Regions from separate parts of the Homo sapiens genome. Here region 1 is linked to region 2. Evidence: read pairs that join two places in POLR2A ChIA-PET (ENCODE). Cell type or tissue: K562. All regions are shown on one strand. Each heading gives the region's core, and the rest is flanking DNA. Links, peaks and the distances in the headings are about the cores only.

The links. ChIA-PET counts read pairs that join two places held together with the same protein. Peaks named below come from ENCODE experiments on the same cell type or tissue, not always from the same donor. Only the 100,000 strongest peaks of a DNase experiment are listed, where the experiment ranks them.
Region 1: POLR2A ChIA-PET joins it to region 2 with 6 read pairs; 2 of 35 experiments call an interaction of 5 or more read pairs at or near these places.

The regions. Positions count from the first base shown.
Region 1 is chr3:143,175,619-143,181,418 of GRCh38, forward strand. It overlaps the pseudogene PBX2P1. Among named protein-coding and RNA genes, the nearest start is that of CHST2, 59 kb to the left of the region's middle. In K562, for the core only: no CTCF peak of the experiment used is centred there; a DNase peak (open chromatin) is centred at 2,521.
Region 2 is chr3:143,345,719-143,351,518 of GRCh38, forward strand. The region is part of intron 14 of SLC9A9 (solute carrier family 9 member A9); the gene reads right to left. It overlaps SLC9A9-AS1 (SLC9A9 antisense RNA 1), which reads left to right. Exons shown (of 4, transcript NR_048544.1): 4 at 1,268-1,353. Among named protein-coding and RNA genes, the nearest start is that of SLC9A9-AS1, 6.4 kb to the left of the region's middle. In K562, for the core only: a CTCF peak has its summit at 3,398; a DNase peak (open chromatin) is centred at 3,383.

The sequences.
Region 1 (5,800 bases), core at 570-5,569, 170 kb before region 2:
GGACAGAAATTTTTTTTGAGGAAACTTGCAATTAGCTTGGGAGACTATGAGGACATAAGAATATGTGGAGTTTTGAAGGAAAGTTTTAGGGCAGAGTCTGGCATTTGTGCTAGTAAGAGGAAGAGACCCAGCGAGAGACTGGGGACAAAGCTTTAAGTCAGAGAGAGGTCAGAGAAGAAGGTGCCTGCAGTGGAACATGAAATCCTCAGTGTAAATTCACCAATACCCAAAAAGAGTCCTTTAAATCTGGCCATACACTGAAAATCTGTCTGCTAACAAAGGGTTCATGATATCCAAGCAAATATGGTATATGACCCAGAAATAGCTATTTTTTCAATTCAGCAATTTAAAATAGCAAAATCTTGAAATTTTATTGCCCAGGATATACAAAAGTACTCATACACACTTGTCTGCATACCCACCAACACAAAATGTCAATGTGGACACACACTCCCGCTTGGGCCTCCTCTCTCTCTCCGGCTCCATTTTCTCCGCCGCCGGGGGCCGGGGTCTCCTGTGGGGGGCCCAGCCGGTATCCCAGGTCTCCCTTCAGTGCCGGGGTGAACCCCCGGGGGAGCCGAGAGCCGGGGGCAGACGGGCGGGGGTTGGGGCGGAGGGAGCAGCGGCCCCAGCGAGTTTGTGGGGAGAAGTAACCAAGCGGGGGGAGGGGCTGAGCAGGGAGGGGGCCTCAGGGCCCCCCCCCAGCTATGGACTAACGGCTACTGGGGCCGCCTCCTCCAGGCGGGGCCCGGGGGGGGCCTGGGATTGGTGAGTGGGGAGCCTGGGGGCCCTGGCGAGCCTCCTGGTGGCGGAGACCCCGGTGGGGGTAGCGGGGGGTTCCCGGGAGGCCGAGGGAAGCAAGACATCGGGGACATTCTGCAGCAGATAATGACCATCACCGACCAGAGCCTGGACGAGGCCCAGGCCAAGAAACACGCCCTAAACTGCCACCGAATGAAGCCTGCTCTCTTTAGCGTCCTGTGTGAAATCAAGGAGAAAACCGGCCTCAGCATTCGGAGCTCCCAGGAGGAGGAGCCGGTGGACCCACAGCTGATGCGCTTGGACAACATGCTTCTGGCAGAGGGTGTGGCTGGGCCCGAGAAAGGGGGCGGCTCAGCAGCAGCAGCTGCAGCCGCTGCAGCCTCTGGTGGTGGCGTGTCCCCTGACAACTCCATCGAACACTCGGACTATCGCAGCAAACTTGCCCAGATCCGTCACATATACCACTCGGAACTGGAGAAGTATGAGCAGGCATGTAATGAGTTCACGACCCATGTCATGAACCTGCTGAGGGAGCAGAGCCGCACCAGGCCCGTGGCCCCCAAAGAGATGGAACGCATGGTGAGCATCATCCATCGAAAGTTCAGCGCCATCCAGATGCAGCTGAAGCAGAGCACCTGCGAGGCTATGATGATGCTGCGCTCCCGTTTCCTGGATGCCAGACGAAAGCGCCGTAACTTCAGCAGACAGGCCACTGAGGTCCTAAATGAGTATTTCTACTCCCACCTGAGTAACCCATATCCTAGTGAGGAGGCCAAGGAGGAGCTTGCCAAGAAGTGTGGCATCACCGTGTCTCAGGTCTCCAACCGGTTTGGCAACAAGAAGATTCGCTATAAGAAAAACATCGGAAAGTTCCAAGAGGAGGCAAACATCTATGCTGTCAAGACAGCCGTGTCAGTCACCCAGGGGGGCCACAGCAGCACCAGCTCCCCGACACCCCCTTCCTCTGCAGGCTCTGGCGGCTCTTTCAATATCTCAGGATCTGGAGACATGTTTCTGGGGATGCCTGGGCTCAACGGAGATTCCTATTCTGCTTCCCAGGTGGCATCACTCCGACGCTCGATGGGGCCAGGGGGCTATGGGGATAACCTCGGGGGAGGCCAGATGTACAGCCCACGGGAAATGAGGGCAAATGGCAGCTGGCAAGAGGCTGTGACCCCCTCTTCAGTGACATCCCCAACGGAGGGACCAGGGAGTGTTCACTCTGATACCTCCAACTGATCTTGCCCCTCAGGGTCACAGGGGTGGGGGCTCTCACAAGGCGACTCTTGAAGAGGACGCAGGCTTCCAGAGGACAAACCCCAATACAGGAGAAGCACAAGACAGAGAAGGGCCAATGGGGTCATCCGCTCCCTAATGAGACTGTCTGTGCTGGGGGTGCTAATTACATGGCAGGAAGAATGGGGCCCCTAAGGGGAGTGTGGGGTCTGTCTCTCCCTTTTTTCCAACTTTTTCCTCTCTCGCTTTCTTTCTTACACAGAAACATGCACATACCCAGAAACCTATTTTCTCAGACCCCTTTTTCTCCTCTGTCTTTCTCTCTCCCTCTCCCACACCTCACACACACATACTCCCACTTGCAACTATTCTGTTTCTCTCCTGGGCTCCCCCACTTTCCCTTCCCCACCCCACTTGTAGGCTCTGGAATCTGGAGACGCCAGCCCTGCCCAATCAGAGATGCCAAAAATGGGGACATGACTTCTGGACAGAGGACATGGGACACGCCCCCATGCATCCCCACCCCTGCCCCTCCAGACAGCTTACTTACCTCATACGCAGCTCATCTTAAACCAATAGAATCGCTTGGTGGACGAGAGTGTCTGACTCAGATATCTACCTCGGAGGGAGTTTCTGCTACTTTAGGGAATTATTGACTGGGCTTTGGGGTTGAACTTTTTTTTTTTTTTTTTTTTAAAGAAAGAAAAAGAAACCCTGGGATCCATCTGTTTTTGTTGTTGTTGTTGTTTTTGTTGTTGTTGTTGTTGGTGGTGGTGGTTCTTAATTTTTAATTTAGTTTGGGGAAGTAGCTTGTTTTTTTTTTTTAAATAAATATGTTGATTTCTTGTCTTTTTTTTATTTCTTACTTTCCCATATTAGGGGTGATAGCCAAAGGGGTTCTGGTAAGAGAAAGGGGGACAAACAGAACTGGTAAAGAGGCCCCCCTGGCTCCAGGCCTGTCCATCAGGAAGTAAATTTTACAGGGCACCAAGCTTTGCCCCCTAAAATCCATTAGGTGTTCTTTGTTCATGCAGGCAGGTTTCTGCCGCATTTGATGTGGAGGCAGTGAAGGGCTTGCCCTGCTGGCCTCTCATCCCCCTTCTTCCCACAACCCTTGGGCAGGGCTGGACTCAGTAATTTTGAGGAAATTGAAGATGCCATCTTCCCCTGTGAGTGACATGTCTTTAATTTTTTAAAAAACTCTATTTGAAAATTGGAGGGGGAAGAATGGGAAGGGAGTTATTGCCAAATATGTTAATTATGGGTTGGGGTGCTTGTATATGTATCTTCCTCAATTTCCGCATAAATGAGGTATCTTTTTGTCACACCAAAATCAAGGGGTAGGGAGAGGGAGGAGGTTGCAAAAAGCCAGATGTGGGGGAAAAGTAACATCAACACTGTCCCATCCTCAGCCCTGAACCCTACCATCTGATCCCCTCAGACATTCTCAGGATTTTACAAGACTGTCAGAGTGGGGAACCCCTCCCATTAAAGATCCGGGCAGGACTGGGGACAGGTTGGAAATGTGATGGGTTGGGGGGTGGGAGGCATGGGCCGGGGGCAGTTCTCTCCTCACTTGTAAACTTGTGTAGTTTCACAGAAAAAAAAAATGCAGTTTTAAATAAAGAAATTTCTTTAAAAAAAAAAAATGTCAATGTGTCCCTAGGCCTGGAGACCATGTGTGATTAGGCTAAGTTATATTTAGTTCCTATCTAATATTTTCCCATAAAATATTCCAAACTGAACAATCTCTCATTTCTACATTTGAATATTGTGTAACTTGCCAGTGAATATTTTTTTTGTTACTTTCTAAATTTCCATTGTTTCTTTTTCACATGAAAAATAGGACAGTTCTTAGATGGGGAAAGGCAACAGGATAAATCTGTGGTTCAAAGGATATAAGCACTATTTTATTACTGAAAACTTGAAATGACTTATTATGTGGCATATTATTCTTCTCAAAAGCCTCGTTAGTATTTACCATTTTAAGAACTTTATACATTTTTAACTCATTAAGTCTCACAGAGACAATGTGAAGCAGGTACTAATGTTATTATTGTCATTATAGGCATGGAAAGCTGAGAGCTGTGGCACAGGGAGGTGAAATAACCAGCACAAAGCCGTACAGTTGACAAGCGAGGAAGCCAGGGTTCAAATCCAGGAAGTCTGGCTCCAGAGTCTGTGGGCTAAACCACTATGCCTAGTGTTCAATGGAGACTTGAGTTTATGATAATCTCGCTGCTGTAGGGTTCAGATTTGCATATTATGAAATGAAATGTTTATAAACGTTCCAACCAACGTTTTCTTTTTTATTTTTTTCTTCTTCAACTTTTATTTTAAACTCAGGGGTACATGTGTAGGATATACAGGTTGTTACATAGGTAAATGTGTGCCATCGTGGTTTGCTGCGCAGATCATCCCATCACCTAGGTATTAAGCCTAGAATCCATTAGCTATCTTTCCTGATGCTCTCTCTCCCCCACCCCCTCCCCTGACAGGCCCCGGTGTGTGTTGTTCCCCCTCCATGTGTCCATGTGTTCTCATCATTCTGCTCCCACTTATAAGTGAGAACATGCAGTGTTTGGTTTGGCTTTCTGTTCCTGTGTTAGTTTGCTAAGGATAATGGCCTCCAACTCCATCAATGTCCCTGCAAAGGACATGATCTCCTTCTTTTTTATGGCTGCATAGTATTCCATGGTGTATATGTACCACATTTTCTTTATCCAATCTATCATTGATGGGCATTTAGGTTGAGTCCATGTCTTTGCTATTGTGAATAGTGCTGCAATGAACATACACATGCATGTATCTTTATAAAAGAATGATTTATATTCCTTTGGGTATATGCCCAGTAATGGGATTGCTGGGTCAAATGGTATTTCTGCCTCTAGGTCTTTGAGGAATTGTCACACTGCCTTTGACAGTGGTGGAACTAATTTACATTTCTACCAACAGTGTGAAAACACTTCTTTTTCTCTGCAACCTTGCCAGCATCTGTTGTTTTTTTGACTTTTTAATAATAGTCATTCTGACTGGTGTGAGATGGTATGTCATTGTGGTTTTGATTTGCATTTCTCTAATGATCAGTGATGCTGAGCTTTTTTTAACATTTGTTGGCTGCATGTATGTCTTTTTTTTTTTTGAGACGAAGTCTAGCTCTGTCACCCAGGCTGGAGTGCAGTGGCGTGATCTCGGCTCACTGCAACCACTGCCTCCTGGGTTCAAGCAATTCTCTGCCTCAGCCTCCCAAGTAGCTGGGATCACAGGCACCCACCATCATGCCTGGCTGATTTTTGTATTTTTAGTAGAGACAGGGTTTCACCATCTTGGCCAGGCTGGTCTTGAACTCCTTACCTCAGGTAATCTGCCTGCCTCGGCCTCCCAAAGTCCTGGGATTACAGGCTTGAGCCACCAGGCCCAACGTATGTCTTCTTTTGAGAAGTGTCTGTTCATGTCTTTTTCCCATTTTTTAATGGGGTTGTTTGTTTCTTATAAATTTATTTAAGTTCCATGTGGACTCTGGATATTAGACCTTTGTCAGATGGATATATTGCAAAATTTTCTCTCATTCTGTAGGTTGCCTGTTCACTCTGATGATAGTTTCTTTTGCTGTGTAGAAGCTCTTTAGTTTAATTAGATCCCATGTGTCAATTTCTGCTTTTGTTGCAACTGCTTTTGGCAATGCATTTGTCATGAAATCTTTGCCTCTCTCTATGTCCTGAATGGTATTGCCTAGATTTTCTTCTAGAGTTTTTATGGTTTTGAGTTTTACATTTAAGTCTTTAATCCATCTTGAGTTAAT
Region 2 (5,800 bases), core at 376-5,375:
CATCTATGCAGATATAGTGTGCCCAAAAGCAACATGTTGCCTTCATCTCTGGTTAGGGTTTTTCCAGATGGGTATAACAAAAAGATGATGGAATCCAGACTGTTTGCAAGGGTGATATGGAAATAGTGGAGAATGGATTCCAATCTGAACAAGTAGGAAGGTGGAGAAAGGACAGACATTAGTGAACTGGAGTCCCTATCAGGTCAAAGAAGGATCTCATTTATTCATATGCCACCCTAATACAGCTTGTCTATAGAAGGAGGAAAATAAATGTCCTCTTTAAAGCTACTGAATGCAAAGATTTTTTTTTTAATTAAGCTAAAGGGAAAAGAGACCTAGGTCCAGTTTTAACAATTCCCTCTTCCCTAGACTTCGTAGGAGGGCCCAAGCACAGACAAACCCAGCCTTATATATATATTCTTACCTGAATATAGATTTCTCCCAATATGCCAGTTGAAACTCTCTCAGCATAAAAAACCTATGGAAAAAATACTTTTGCCTTTTCACTTGGCTAAAAGAAGATTATTCTATAAAAAGAACTGTAGTCCAGATGATTAAACAATGGAGGGAGAGGATGAAAACCAAAACTTTACTCAAATGGAAACCTCCTTAAATTTTCCCATTATTCTTAATGAAATAAAGGCTGAGCTAACTGCTAGAGAAAACTGATTCTTGATGTTGCAGAAAATAAGCTTAAAAATAATCATTCTAAAGTCTTGTTTCTTTTTCTGTAGTATGCGTATTTTCTGTTCTATTTTAATATTATTTTTATGAAACCTTTGGTTAGGCTGGGTGCAGTGGCTCATGCCTGTAATCCCAGCACTTTGGGAGGCTGAGTCGGGGGGGATCACTTGAGGTCAGGAGTTCGAGACCAGCTTGGCCAACATGGTGAAACCCCATCTCTACTCAAAATACAAAAAATTAGCTAGCTGGGCGTGGTGGTGGGCACCTGTAATCCCAGCTACTCGGGAGGGTGAGGCACAAAAATCATTTGAACCTGGGAGGCGGAGGTTGCCGTGAGCCGAGATAGTGCCATTGCACTCCAGCCTGGGCAACAAGAGTGAAACTCCGTCTCAAAAAAACAAAAACCAAAAGTTTGGTTAAAATGAAAAGGGAAAGAAATAAAATACTAACTATATAGAAAATGAGAGAAGAAATAGTAAGAACTTTGTATTCAAACTCTACAAAATTTTTCAGATGACTCTTGTCAATTTTATCAAATAATAAATATGCTCAAGAACAAGTCTAACTTTTCTCTATTTTTCAGACAGAAAAAGAGAAGCAGATGAAAGGAAATAGAATTTTCTATTTTCTCCTCACCATGTAAGCCTCAAATAAAAAGCATCTAACAATTCAACGATCTTAACTTGGACCTGGTAGGAGACATACACTGAAGCAGTGGCTACAACTCCAAAATATACCAATCTGTGAGGCTACGAGATGACAGGTCAAATTTTTCTCAGAAGAAACATCCTAGCTATATTTCATCATTGAATGTAGCCATGTATTGGCCCAGTAATCGTCACAAGCATCACAACCAATTACTTAGGGCTTTAATAAAGAAGGGACCTTATGTAGAGTTTAATCAGATGGCAGTTGTGGGAAAGAAGCAGAAATAGTTTTGTTTGTTTGCATTAACAAATGGATGATGAGAAAGATAAAAGGGGAAATCAAGAAGATAACCCAAAGGAAACAGATAAATGGAGGAATAAAAATGAAATTCTATCTTCCCCCAAACAGAATCTGGCATAAGAAAATGCAGGCATTTTTGGCTAAACCAGAAATTAGATGGGAACTACATCTCTTTAAGGTCCAGAGTTATAAAGCACAGGGTAAGGAAAGGGCACCCGGATAGGGGAATCCTGTGCCCTGGGTTTTAGTCCTAGCTTTGCTGATCCTCAGTTTCCTTACCTGTAAGGAGAGAGAAATGCTTCTTGCCCTTTGCTATAACAAAAAGACCACCAATATTGTCCCCTGCCCCCACTCATCCACAGTTGTTCTGATAGACTTGGGACAGCTATATTTTCAACCCTCTCTTCCAAATACTTGAGATGTATTTTATAGATCTGTGAGTGAGCAGCTATTTCTAATTCTGTTTTGAAAGGATTGTTCCAAAACCAAGATGATACGGGGGATGCCATTAGAAAAATATATTTGTAAGGTGACAATCAATTTAAATTATCTCATAAAAAGATGAGTTCTGGCATATCATAAGTGAGGTAAGATTGCTTCCTTGTTTCTATCAGAAATAGGGTAAAACCAGCTCAGTCGAAAGCTGGATAAGAAGTTAAGCAGTAATTTTTTTTTTTTTTTTTAGAGGGAATCTTACTCTGTCGCCAGGCTGGAGTGCAGTGGTACGATCTCCGCTCACTGCAACCTCCACCTCCCAGGTTCAAGCTGTTCTCCTGCTTCAGCCTCCTGAGTAGCTGGGACTACAGGTCCAGCTAATTTTTGTATTTTTAGTAGAGACAGGGTTTCACCATGTTGCCAGGATGGTCTTGATCTCGACCTTGTGATCCACCCGCCTTGGCCTCCCAAAGTGCTGGGATTACAGGCGTGAGCCACTGCGCCCGGCCCGAAGTTAAGCAGCTATTGATGGCAGTCTGTTGGACTTTATTCCATTTATTTCTTTCATTTTCATGTAAGCTTTCTGTGATTGAATCACAGGAAGTTAATATGCCAATTATTTACTTCCTGGGAGTCTAAGAAAGCACCTTTATTTACTATATGCCATCAAACAGAGCTATTACATTATGTTGAATTTGTAAGGATAAAAACCATGACAAGTGCACCATATTTCTAGAAAATAGGTTCCAAGTGTAAAACAGAGGGCTAGGCATCTCTTTTTTTCATATAAAACCATGAGTGAATGTATACTCCTTTTTTAAGAAAGTATCTTTTGTTTGGCCAATAAAAAGCCAAATTCTTACAGAATACTTTGTTATAAGCACTTCCATTGTGCAATATAGTTTTGGTTGGAAAAGCTAAAAAATGAACTCTACTTCCCAAGCCTATTAAAAAACATGGAGAATACCATATGAGAATCATGGGTTGTCAAGGTCTTAGGAGTTCATGAAATTGTGTCTAGAACGCTTTGGGTACGGGGGAGTTGCTGTTGTGGTTAAAAAACAAGGAGGGGCATTTCCTTCACTTTACAAATGAAACTGGAGCTTAGAGAGACTGGTTCAAGCTCATGCAGCCTGCAAAGCCTGGGCTCAAAATCAGAACTTCTGACTCCTAATCTTGCTGCTTTGTGACTGCTGGGGTTCAACTGCATGTTGAGATTCCCAAGAATCCCCTGATCTTGGGGCAGGAGGAAGCCAGCTGCCCCTGGTCTCTGCTGACTACAGCCATGGGGACCTATTCGTTCCTCAGTCTCCAACTCTCTGCCCCCAGCTACTGGCAGACGGGAGTAACACGCATGTAGCAGTCCCATCTTTGCCTGTTTATTCTTTGTGAGGGACACTTAGCATTTTCAGTCCATCACTGAGCTGGAACAAAGTAATTTTGCCTGAAGAGCCTGTAGCTGGGCTTAAAGGTGCTTACCTGAAAGGAGAGGGATGGTGATAATCTTTTTGCTCCTAAAGAGGTGGGTCCTGCCAGGTCAGCCCTGGAAGCTCTTTTCTTTGGACAGAACCAGGACTAGCCTCATCCCACAGAACTAGGGAAAAGCTTCAGCATGTGGTTGTAAAGGAGGGTGGGGCCCATCAACTCACATCCTTTAATAATAATAACAAGAGCAGCCCTTTATCAAGGACCTAATTTTTCTAGGCCCTATGCTATGTATGGTAAGTATAATAGTGTGAATCTCACAAACATCCTGCAAGATAGGTATTATCATTGTCACTGTCCCCATTTTACAGATTATGAAATCAAGGTTCAGAGAGTTCAAGTAATTTTCCCAGTGTCACACAGCTAGTAGGTGACAAAGATCTGAACCTAGCTATTTGACTCATGCTCTGTGCTGTTCCAGGCGATTGAGTCTGAACTTGATTGGTAGGATGTGGTATATCAATGTTGTATTCATAACATCAGTTAACCTGGCGGTTAACTTAAGTGAAGTCTACAGATAGAAGACAAGTTGATGAGACTGAATTAGCACAAAATACTAAAATAAGTATTCTGCCTATTTTTGAGTAGGATATTAATTGTAGAGCATCCCCCTATGAGAGAGCCACTCAGAGAAAAACAAGTTCACTCAGAGGTTTAGAGAACTCCATCCGCGAGGCAAGGCTGGGCAAGTGGCTTGTTTACCTCGAAGAACTGGCTCAGTAGGTAAATGGAGCAGGTTCATATAAATAGGATTCTACCTGGAGACAGGGAACCAACCACACATATTGTCTCCCCACAAGAGTAGTCTTTCTGCCTTCCTTGTTTCTTTGACTGGCATAAGCAGACTTCTAGTCATGAGGGCTGGAACCCCACAGTCACCTGGGGCTCCTACTTCCTCACAACTGGCACCTGCCTGGCCCTTTCTCTCTGCAGTCCTGGTACCCCCAATAATGCGGCATCAGATTCTATGGATTTGAGGCCAGAGTTTTCTGGCATCTATACTTTTCCTTTCTATTCCCATTGCAACTACCATAATTGAGGCCCCCGTGACTTCTCCCTAATCACTGCTGTTAGCTCTTTCTAAAACAAGACTATGTCACTCTTATGTCTACAAATCATCTGATTCCTCATTATTTACTGAGTCAAATCCAGACACCTTCACCTGATACTCAAAATCTTTTCAGATTTCCGTGAACACATCTTGTTAGTCTCTCCTCCCTGGCCAACCTTATATGTGCCGAGCTGCAATCCTCACTTAACCCCAAGCACACACAATAATTTTCCACATTTGCACCTTTACTTGTGACCTTTGCTTTGTCTGGAAAAAGAAAACACGTCTGTTGTGTTTGTTTGGTATTTTCTAGTGTTCAAAGTGGTTTCATTCACCTTTTTCCATTTGAAATTTACAGTTACTTTGTGGGGCAAATATGATTATACTCATCTTACAGATTAGAAAATAGTGGCTCAGGGCAGGCCTGGAACTAGAGTTCCATAGCTGAGGGGCTGAGGGATGACTAGCAGCCAGATCTTCAAACTCATTGCTCTGTCCACAGCTCCGTGTTGCTTCTCTCTCCCCGTAATCTGGCCTTTACTCCAGCTCCCTCCAGTTGCTATTAGTCAAATTCCATCTTTTTCTCAAAGTTCAGCTCGAATCTACCAACAACTGTTAACTTTTCCAAAATAAACCCAGAATTGAGGGCTCTCTCTCCTTTGTGTTCTCACAGCTCCCTGCTCAACTTGCTGGGTACTTAAAGCAATTAGGGGAAAGGCCTGAGGGTTCCTACACAAGAATTTTATACCAGCAATGATCAAGGTTTTAAAACCTTTTTGATTATGATCCCATTAAGGCATACATGTTATATCACAACCCAGGGTACATGCACACACCCCTGAAACAAGTTTTATGAAACAAAATTTACTTCTAATTTCTCAATGCACTGTGATATTTTCTCTAGTCTACTATTTATTAAGAAGTGCTGGTTAGGAACCCACTAAATTGCTTGTGAGAACCACTAATGAGTTATGATCAGCAGTTTGAAAAACCCTGATTTAAATATTATTATGTCCCTTCTAAATGGCCTAGACAACATTTTCAAAGGTTTGCAAAAGACTGAGCTAGCAAGGAAGATAGGTACGTTCATCAGGGATTTAATCTGTAGTTCCCAACAGGAACACAAACAGTTCTTACAAAGGCTAGGCCGAGAAGGAAGGGTCTCAGCTGGAGAGCATCAACTTCTGTTTGTTGGAA